2 separate regions of the Homo sapiens genome follow, and region 2 is linked to region 1. Evidence: chromatin contacts called from ENCODE Hi-C or POLR2A ChIA-PET data. All regions are on one chromosome and are shown on one strand. The core of a region is the stretch at or near the end of the contact, and the rest is flanking DNA. Distances in the headings are between cores, read along the strand shown. Region 1 overlaps THADA (THADA armadillo repeat containing). Region 2 overlaps THADA (THADA armadillo repeat containing).

Region 1 (4,525 bases), core at 1,158-3,657:
CAAGTCTCCCCTGTGAAGGAACTCATAATTACTTTATAGAATTTAGAACAATAGGTGAGAGATTATCCAAGACAAATGTATACTTTCTCTCTTGTCAATACTATTTCCCCCAACACCTTGGTGTGACCAGAGTTTACAGAGGTGACTTTTAGCACCCCAGCTGCTGCTGCAAATGCAGCTTCTGTTCTGCCACCCCTAGCAAGACCGTGGTAGAATTCCGAATCAATGAATCCTCTGTTTTCAGCCCCTCTCCCTGCCAGATAAAGAGCTCTATACTCTAGAAAAGGATAGTATAGATTGATAACCATGATGATGGGATTAAACAGTTTTTTAAAATCATCAAATTAAAGGAGATGTTGGAGCACTGAAGAGAAAAACAGTGAGTTTTAGGGTGGGAGTGGGGGTAGTTGAGGAAAGCTGGGGAGAGTTTTATGGGGAAGGTGACGTTTAAGCTGGGCCTTACTTTATTAATGGAATTTCAGTAGGTGGAGTTGGAGAAGGTGGGGAGACAAATGATGGAACGTCCTGGCCAGGAAAGCATTTGTAAGTTGTTACGAATGGGAAATTGTTCTTTGTGGCCACAGAATAGGTTCGTAAAGTGGAGGAAACAGAAATTAAATCTGGAAAGGTAGATTGAGCCTTTAGTGCCAGCACATTCTTTAGGAGGTTGAAAGTCATTGATGGATTTTGAACTTGAGAGTGATGTCCTCAGAGCTTGGCTTTAGGAATATTTCTTTGCTGGCCATTTGTAAAATAAGTGCTGGAGGCAGAGACCAGGCAGTTAAGTTGTTTTTAGCATCTGGGTGCAAAGTCTTCTTGCTCCTGAACTAAAATAGTGGGAGTGTTAATAGAAAGGAGGGGATGGATTTGAGGCCCAAAGTGAATTTCCAGTCCCCAGCAGGCTTTGTGTTTTTGTACACTGTAGTCCTTAAAGATATTCACGGCCTGTTTCCTGTGATTCTCTCCCCAAACTAGAATCAGCTAGGAAGTAATTACACTTTGTACTTAGCATCCTTTTCCTGGCAGCAACACACAACACAGTAAGGTGTCATGTTTTGGGGACTTAGCAAGACCATCCTAAGGATGTATTCTTACCCAATAAACAGGTTGAAGTTTAGGGAAGCAACCACATGAAATGCTTCCTGGCTGGCCCTCTAGCAGATTGGTGGATTCATGTGGACAGCAAGTGCCCACCAAGCACTTTCTTCTGGGGAATGACCAGGTTGAGGAATTCAGGTATCCCAAGGTTCCGGCTCTAGCCCAGTTGGGCTGTGAATAAAAAACAACATGTTGAGCTCTGAACAGATGATATAAGTAGGTACTTATACCCAGTAAGCATGGCACCCTGCATTGTGGAAGTCAGAGGCAAGAGGGGTGCTCCTGAGAGGCCTACGGCCTAGTTGGGGTTCAGTTAATATGCCTGAAGCGGAAAACAAATCCTAGCCCACACTGGAATGACTGCAAATGACATACTGTATTGTTAGAGACCTTTCTCTCTCTTGCCTTCCCACCTTGCCCTCCACTCACATACAAACACAATCTGCATTTTGAATAATTTTTGCTGTATCTGTTTCCCAGCAGTGATGTGATTGGGCTTGTTTCTGTGAATTAGAAAGTTTAGATTCCTCCCTCAGTCATCTCCCTTTTACCCTTTTACCCCCTTTCAATCTGACCTAGAGCCATAAAATACTTCTGCCTGCCTGCCTGCAGTTCTGTTTGTATGAATTAAGTCGACAGGATAAATATTCACATTCCCAACTACAGGCTGAAACAATGTTTGCCTGTTCTACCCAGTGAGTCGAGAAAAAAAGGGGGCCTGACATCACCCTATACTGTACATTCCCAGCATAGATCATTTATTTAAGTCCCTGAAAAAATACAGATGTTTTACCAGTCGAAATAAAATCCTGTGTAAACACTAAGGAAAATGTGGCACTGACTTAGCTTTGGGGGTTGAAGCAGTGCAGGGAGAAAACTAGGCAAAATGGCAGATACAGAAATTTTATACTTGGCTGAAGGTGATAGGGTCAAAAATATTCACCTGCAGTCTGCATGCAGCAAGGGAAAAACATAGCATTTGCTTTTAAGAAAATACAGTTGCAAAAGTGGACAGGTTTTTTAATCTTCAGAATTTGAGGTTTTTAATGATTACGATACATTTCCCCCATTTATATCTGACCTTTGAAATGAGCATCTCTTTTCTTATTAGAGTTGTCTTTTTTCATAGCCTGTCTAACCTTGTCCTGTTATTGCTGGATCCTGCTGGTTTCTGGAGCTCAGCTGCTGTTGATTTTATAAGGGGGAAAATTGCCTGGAAGCCATGCTTGGTGAAGAGGAAAACCCATCTCAGCGTTGCATTCCCAAACAACCATATATCATCTTGATCTTGTCTAACACAAGTTGCTATTTTAGTCCAGCAGCATAAACTAGACATATTTTACTGGTGCAGTGCAAGTTTTTTCAGGGAACTGCCTCATGTCTCTTTTTAGGCCCATGGCATTTATTCAAAGAGCATTTCAAAGCTGCCAAAATGGACCCCATGCTTTGCACAGATGCCTGGGGCTCCCCTGAGTCTCTCTGTGTTTAGAGTGGAGGGGTGAGGGACAGAGGGTAACTGCTTCCAGGTTCTCCAGACTTCTCAGTTCCCCTCAAACTTTCATTAAGGCTTGCATCTCAGGGGCAAGAAATCAGCCTACTCACTGACACCCTCCTGCAGTGCATTCCCTGCTCCTCCCAGCTGCTTCCATGACCACCCCCTCCTCAGGGCAGGGCTGACAGTCCCATCTCTTGGCAGTTCCATGCCTATGATAGTCATGGATGATGCTGTTGGCTTGTACTTGTTTGTTTCATAATGTGCTTTCAGTCTTTTTCTGATTGGGTCATAACCATCTTAGGGCAACAAAGCTTTCTCCTGTTTCTTGTGCTGATGACCCCTATGTCCACCTCTAACCCTTCTCCAAGGGACCTATTACAGCTAGGGGTAAGCATCTGTCCTCTGTTTTTCCCAGTGTGATTATTAATAGAGCTCCCTTTTGTCCCTGAAGAATTCTTTTTTGCGACATAAATTATCCTAAGTAAAGCAGTCATCACACGGATATTCCCAACCAAACTCATTAATTCCCCTCCCTCATTCCCAAGCCTGCTGTAGATTCTCTTATAATCTCCATCTTGAAAGATGCCCCTTGTTCACCAGCTGCCCAAGTTAAGAGGCTCTTTCCTGCGCCTTAACTCCATGTCTAAAGCAGTTGCCAAGCCCTGCCTCTGCAGCCCGCAGAAGCTCTCTCAGATGTATCCTTTCCTCTCCTTCCATTGCTGTTTTAGTTTAGATTGGGGTGGGGTGGAGATGTCACAAAATCAGAATCCTACCCGTGCCAGGCAGGTAAGTGAACCAAAGGGGGATGAGTATAAACACAGGGGCTCTCTGCCCATTCTTTGTTTTCAAACTTTTAGTAGAGATTTGGGTTCAGTAAGTATTTTATTTTTTTCTTGATTCTCCGAAAGTTTAAAACAAACAAACAAAAAAGCCTAAGAGCTTTGATAAATGGCATTGACCCTCCGTCTTAGTGACTAGAGTAACAGGCAATAGTAATAGTGGTGACAGCGGTGGTCTAGAGAGTGCAGTTCTCATCTCCGGGGCCAGCTCCTGCTGCTCAGCTCCGGCCAGGTGACTGTTTGCCCTACAGGAAGGTGGGCCGCTATAGCCAGATCTAATTTTTCAAAATGGAAATCAGGATGACTTTAATGTGAAATATCCCAATTCATAAAGGTTGATTTAAAAGTACTGTATGGGCTAAATAAAACATCTGCAGCCACTTTTGGCCCAAAGGCTATTGGTTTTGAGCCGCTGGTTTCAACCCTCCCCTCCTCTTGTCTAGACTACTACAGTAGTCCTGGGCATTCCACCCCTTCTGCTATGACCTCCACACTGCCCCTGGCTTTTTTCTCCAAGTTACAGATCTCATCACCCAACAGCACTCTCTGAAGAAATCTTTGCCGTCTGCAGAATAAAGTACACATTCCATGACATTGCCTTTAAGGTCTTTGTCTGACTAGACCCGACTCCTTTCTCCAGCTGTGTCTGCCACCACCCTGTGCACACCCTGGCTGTTCTCTGCGCACACAGGACCACTTGTTGTCCCCTGAGTAGTACCAATATTTTTAAAAATTAAGAGACTATTTTTAGAACCATTAGATTTAGGGAAAAATTGAACTGGTAATACAGAAAGTTCCCAAATATTTTTCTCCTCCCCACCTCTTTCCCCCAATTTTCTCCTACTATGAATATCTTGTATTTATGTGGTGCATTTGTTACAATTAATGAAGCAGTATTTACACATTATTATTAACTAAAGTCCATAGTTTAAGATTCACTCTTTTTGTTGGCATTACCAATATTTTAATACCCTTAAAATGTGTTTTAATTGTTTTCACTGCTTGCATACCCTTCCCTCGATTCTGGCAAGACTGTTTTTAAGGCCACGTATGCATATCACTCTTTCTGCAAAGTCTTCTCTGACTGTTTATT
Region 2 (4,525 bases), core at 1,150-3,649, 42 kb before region 1:
TGCTGATCTCTGAATTTTCTGGGACTATGGAAGAAAGACTCAAATTATAGCACATGCAAAAAAGAACATGTGGGATTCATTTCTTAATCGTTTTAAAAACCAGAGGTTCATAATTGCTGTGTTGAGATGGTTATAAGTAACACACATTAGAAAAGGTGAGGTTATGCGGCAGATTCATGAGAGCCAGGGGTAAATGACATTAAATCTCAATAAAGGCTAGATAAGAGCCATGGACATTACCTCATTTGGGAACATCACTAGCAGGGCTGCTCTGTCTTTTAAGTAGATTTAACCTTCTGTTTTTGTTGCCAGAACTCTTCATGTTGGGGACTTAACATTATTACTAGGTTACTTATCACTCTCAAGAAATCATATTGGAGTTCAGAAAATCTTATATTGAGGAGGAGCTTGGCCACCAATCATGAGGAAGGGTTTATTCTGATTCTTGGGTACTTAACTCACATTTTGGGTGATTCATAAGAAAATGTATACCATTTGAAATAAGAGTTTGAATTTTCAGTTTTTTCATTTCTTGTCTATTTTGGGTCTTTTGTTGTTGTTGTTGTTGTTATGTACAAATAAAAGGTGATCTGTTGCTCTTAATTTAGCTCTTTTTTTTTTTTTTTTAAGACGGAGTCTCGCTCTGTTGCCTAGGCTGGAATGCAGTGGCACCATCTTGGCTCACTGCAACCTCTGCCTTCTGGGTTTAAGCAATTCTCCTGCCTTAGCCTCCCGAGTAGCTTGGATTACAGGCGCCTGCCACCACGGCTGGCCAATTTTTGTATTTTTAGTAGAGACTGGGTTTCACCATGTTGGCCAGACTGGTCTTGAACTCCTGACTTCAAGTGATCCCCCCAACCTCGGCCTCCCAAAGTGTTGGGATTACGGGCGTGAGCCACCGCACCCGGCTGAGATAACATATTAAACTCTAAAGCCTGTGTTCCTATTTTCTTTAGAATGTGCTGCCTCTGATGTGAATAACAGCTTTTTATGGCTAAGGAAAATAAACCAAGGATCCATCTAAAGATATACTTTATCACTCAGTTGCTCTCCTTAAATCTAATTGGGTATGTTATGATACAGTGGAAACAAAGTAAATCTATTTGTGTTATTGAGACAGAAGAAGTCAGTGAAACCCAGGGAAGCTGCGACCCGTGAAAGGTATATTGTACCCTCCCCTCTCTACTCATCTCTCTGTCATCATTTCTCTTTGGTCTTCCATTTAATGCTACTAAATCTGTATCTGGAAATACAGATCCTCCCTTGGGACCTAGGCTATAGCCAAGTCCATAGTTGCCCCACCTTCTGTCATCCTTAAGGGTTTGACAAAACCTCTCAAACTTGGGTAACCATAGGAGTTATGGATCCTAGATCTAGGAACTGATAGGACCATGAGAAGGTGGTCAAGACTGAATTTAATTCAGCAGACACTGTAGCTTGCTTACCCTGTCCTAGGCACTGGTGAAAACACAAGGAGTTTGCCTTTGATGCAAACTTAAAGAGAGCTGTGGATTAGAAGCCAAGTGAGCCCTCGGGGACCAGGGATCATATGAGTAACAGAAATGAAGAGGAGACAGAAGATACAATGCCAGACAGGGCATCAGGCATAAAAGGAGACTGAAACTGAGGCCATTTCTGCTTGAGTCTGGAGCACCCCAATAGATTCTGTGTTTACTGTAGAGCCAGAATCTTTACGTGATGGGAACAGTAGTGTTGGGCTGGATGGGACACATGAAGACCGAAACTGGAGTAGACTTTAGCATTACCTTTACGGGAAGAAAACCAGAAAACAAAGAAAGAAGTAAAGGTAGGCTAGTTCGGCCAGCTAGTTGTATGAAGGAATCACTGTGCAAGAAGCAGGGATGGAACCAACCATCCTTCACTCTATTCTACAGACAGGAGCAGTGGAAGCAAGTAGAAAATCAGTGATAGAGGTAACCTTAAGTGTCAACTCTACTGGAGTTTCTTAAATAAGGAAGCAAATGAACATTTATAGAAAAGATATGTATATATATTTCTGTTAATATTACTGTTACATCAAAACTTGTGATTAAATATAAAAGAATTATTTCCATCTTTTAAAAATGTAACCATATGAGTCAATGTCTTAGTGCTTTAAGAATTTTAATGTCATTTATATTTCTTAAAACTACAAAATTGTGAAACATAAAACGGTCCAGCTGTCCAGAAATGGAACATTTCTTGATAGATTCCATTTGGCGACCTAAGATGTTGGCCGTCTCCATTGTTGTTTGTTTTATGCCTCGAAAATATTATTTCAGAATGGAAAATCAAAAACAAAAGCATGAAACTATGCTGATGCTGTAAGTTATAAATGGATTTCTGGTCTGTGTGCTTTTTTTCTGGAATGAGTCATAATTTAAAGAAAATGCTCACTCTTGTCAGGTGGCCAGATTTATTCTTTCTTTTTGAAGACTTGTGTTAGTGTGAAAGGAGAAAAATCTTAAGTTGCTAGAAAGGTCCCTAGTCCAAGAAGGGTTAAGGCAGAGTTTCTCCAGTGGCGTGGCTATGGATGTGCCAAGGTATTTATTGATTCCTTCAGCTCTCAGGGAGTCTTGAGTGTGGCCTGGCAGGGCTGGAGCCTCTAGGCAGTCACCTGCAGCTGGGAGCAGCATCGTTGGTTTTATCCCAGAGTGCCAAAGAAAGATTACTTTCTATGTGTGCCTTGATGTGAAAAGGATTGGGAAGCATTGGGCTCTTAAAAAAAAAACTAAAGAAAGGACTAAACCTTGTTAAATCTTACCTTTTGGCAATATATTCCTTTCTGGATATAAGCCCAAAAAAGTCATTTTTAATTAAAATGCTACTTTTGAAGATGAATTAATCCCTTCCTTATAAACATCCAAAAGCTTTTATTTGGTGTCTGTTACTTAGGGAGCTTTTGCTGGGTGTTGGAGACAGCTTTTAGCTGCCAGGTTCTGGAGCATTGACTGTACTGCACTGTGTGGTTGTTCCCCAAGCAATGTACTGCTGTTTTGAAGTGCTCAGAACTCAGAGTATCAGTCAGGGGCAAGTGAAACTTAGAGATTTGCCATTTGATGTGTCCTCAGGTGTTTGTAACTGTTCAGGATCAGAGTAGGGGAATTAATAGCAAAAAGAGGAAAAATATATATTTTTTTCAGTGAGAGATAGAGTGTGTGTGTATGTGATGTATGTGTGTGAGTGTGATGTACCAGTCACTGAGTTCCTACAGAGCCTCTTCTGGAGGATAGGTGTTATTCCCATCCTACTGGTGAGAAAACTGAAAACAAGAGGGGTTGTGCGATTTCACTAAAGTTATGCAAGATTAAATGGTAAAAAGCAAAACTGAGATTCAAGCCCAGGATCGTTTGAAGCTTTTGAGCTTGTGCAGTTAGCCACTGTAGTATACTGCTTCTCTGGATGAGGAAAAGGAATATTGTCAGGGGAGAAGGATTCTATCTGGGGCCTTCGGGTTGTGGGTAAAATGGGATTTGATGTCATCTATTTATTCATTCGACAACTGCTAATTGAACACCAGCTACGTGCCAGGCACTGTTCTGGGTGCTTGGACTATATCAGAGAACAGAAGAGACACATCCTTGCCCTCCAAGATTACTGCTCTCAGTGTACTTATATTCCAGCAGCAGGGAGACAGTAAGAAATGTTCAAGAAATAAACATTCAATAAAACATATCAGAACTTATTATAGTAAATATAATAGGTAAATTAGATAGTTTGTTAGAAGGTAATCGTTGCTGCGGACAAAGGAACAAGTAGAGTAGGCTAAGGGGAATCAGGAATAGATAGGAGAGGAGGGCAGTTGGCATGTCAGAATAGTCGTCATTGGAAACGTTTGAGCAAAATTCTATCACAAGACATGGGAAAACTTTCTTATTTTTTGAATAAAGGTAAAGGGTAGACATATTTTCTTCTGAAACTGTGCTGGCTGCAGACATTTGTAAGCAGGTATACCAACTGCATGTTTGAGACTATCTTTACCCATAGGAAAGTGCCAACAGAGTGGGCAGTAGTGGATAAACAAGGCCAGGAAGGATGCCATTACTTTAGAAACTTAAGAGCTCCCTAAAGCGAGGTGGTCATACTATAGATGCCAGGACTGCTGGGGACTCTGAAACCCTTTTCTTCTGGAATCACCGTGAATACCGTCAGTCTGTCATGGTTCTGATGAGCTTAGGCAAAGAGCAAAGTATCCATCATATTACTTCCTCTGCTTTCTGGTATGACCTTTACCTTAACCCTCTGGACCTGGGCCTTAGAGATGTAGAGTAAATGTGGAGAATGTTTATTCTTCTGCTTAGCAAATATTTATTGAGAAGTTAAGTACATACTATGTCAGGTACTGTGGAGGATACAAAGAAAATTTATAGCATATTCTCTGCTCTCAAGAAGCTTATGAGCTACCTGGAAAATAAACCATTGACACTGCAGACAATTACACAGAAATACGTGGCTACATGTTATGTGCACCAAGCATGTGGCCGAGATCACACATCTGAGAGGCAAGACCAGGATGGACTGGAGA

Evidence for each region. Hi-C counts contacts between places; a loop is a spot of excess contacts on that map. ChIA-PET counts read pairs that join two places held with the same protein, here RNA polymerase II (POLR2A). Pooled maps may share reads with other maps.
Region 2: a loop to region 1 is called in a map of tibial artery, with 2.0 times the contacts of the local background. The contact joins two enhancer-like sites. A Hi-C loop is called at or near these places in 12 of 168 maps with a recorded cell type or tissue (A673, IMR-90, aorta and 9 more) and 12 of 50 pooled maps. POLR2A ChIA-PET finds 5 or more read pairs at or near these places in 2 of 52 experiments (BJ and GM12878).

Annotation. Positions count from the first base shown.
Region 1 is chr2:43,347,378-43,351,902 of GRCh38, reverse strand. The region is part of intron 29 of THADA (THADA armadillo repeat containing); the gene reads left to right. Among named protein-coding and RNA genes, the nearest start is that of LINC01126, 120 kb to the right of the region's middle. Within about 2 kb of position 2,407, at least 7 of the 41 ENCODE cell types and tissues checked have a DNase peak (open chromatin) inside an H3K27ac peak, as active enhancers do; they include IMR-90, where a contact is called at or near this core.
Region 2 is chr2:43,389,810-43,394,334 of GRCh38, reverse strand. All of the region lies in intron 29 of THADA (THADA armadillo repeat containing), which reads left to right. Among named protein-coding and RNA genes, the nearest start is that of LINC01126, 160 kb to the right of the region's middle. RefSeq lists silencers at 2,893-2,992, 3,033-3,082. Within about 2 kb of position 2,399, at least 6 of the 41 ENCODE cell types and tissues checked have a DNase peak (open chromatin) inside an H3K27ac peak, as active enhancers do; they include IMR-90, where a contact is called at or near this core.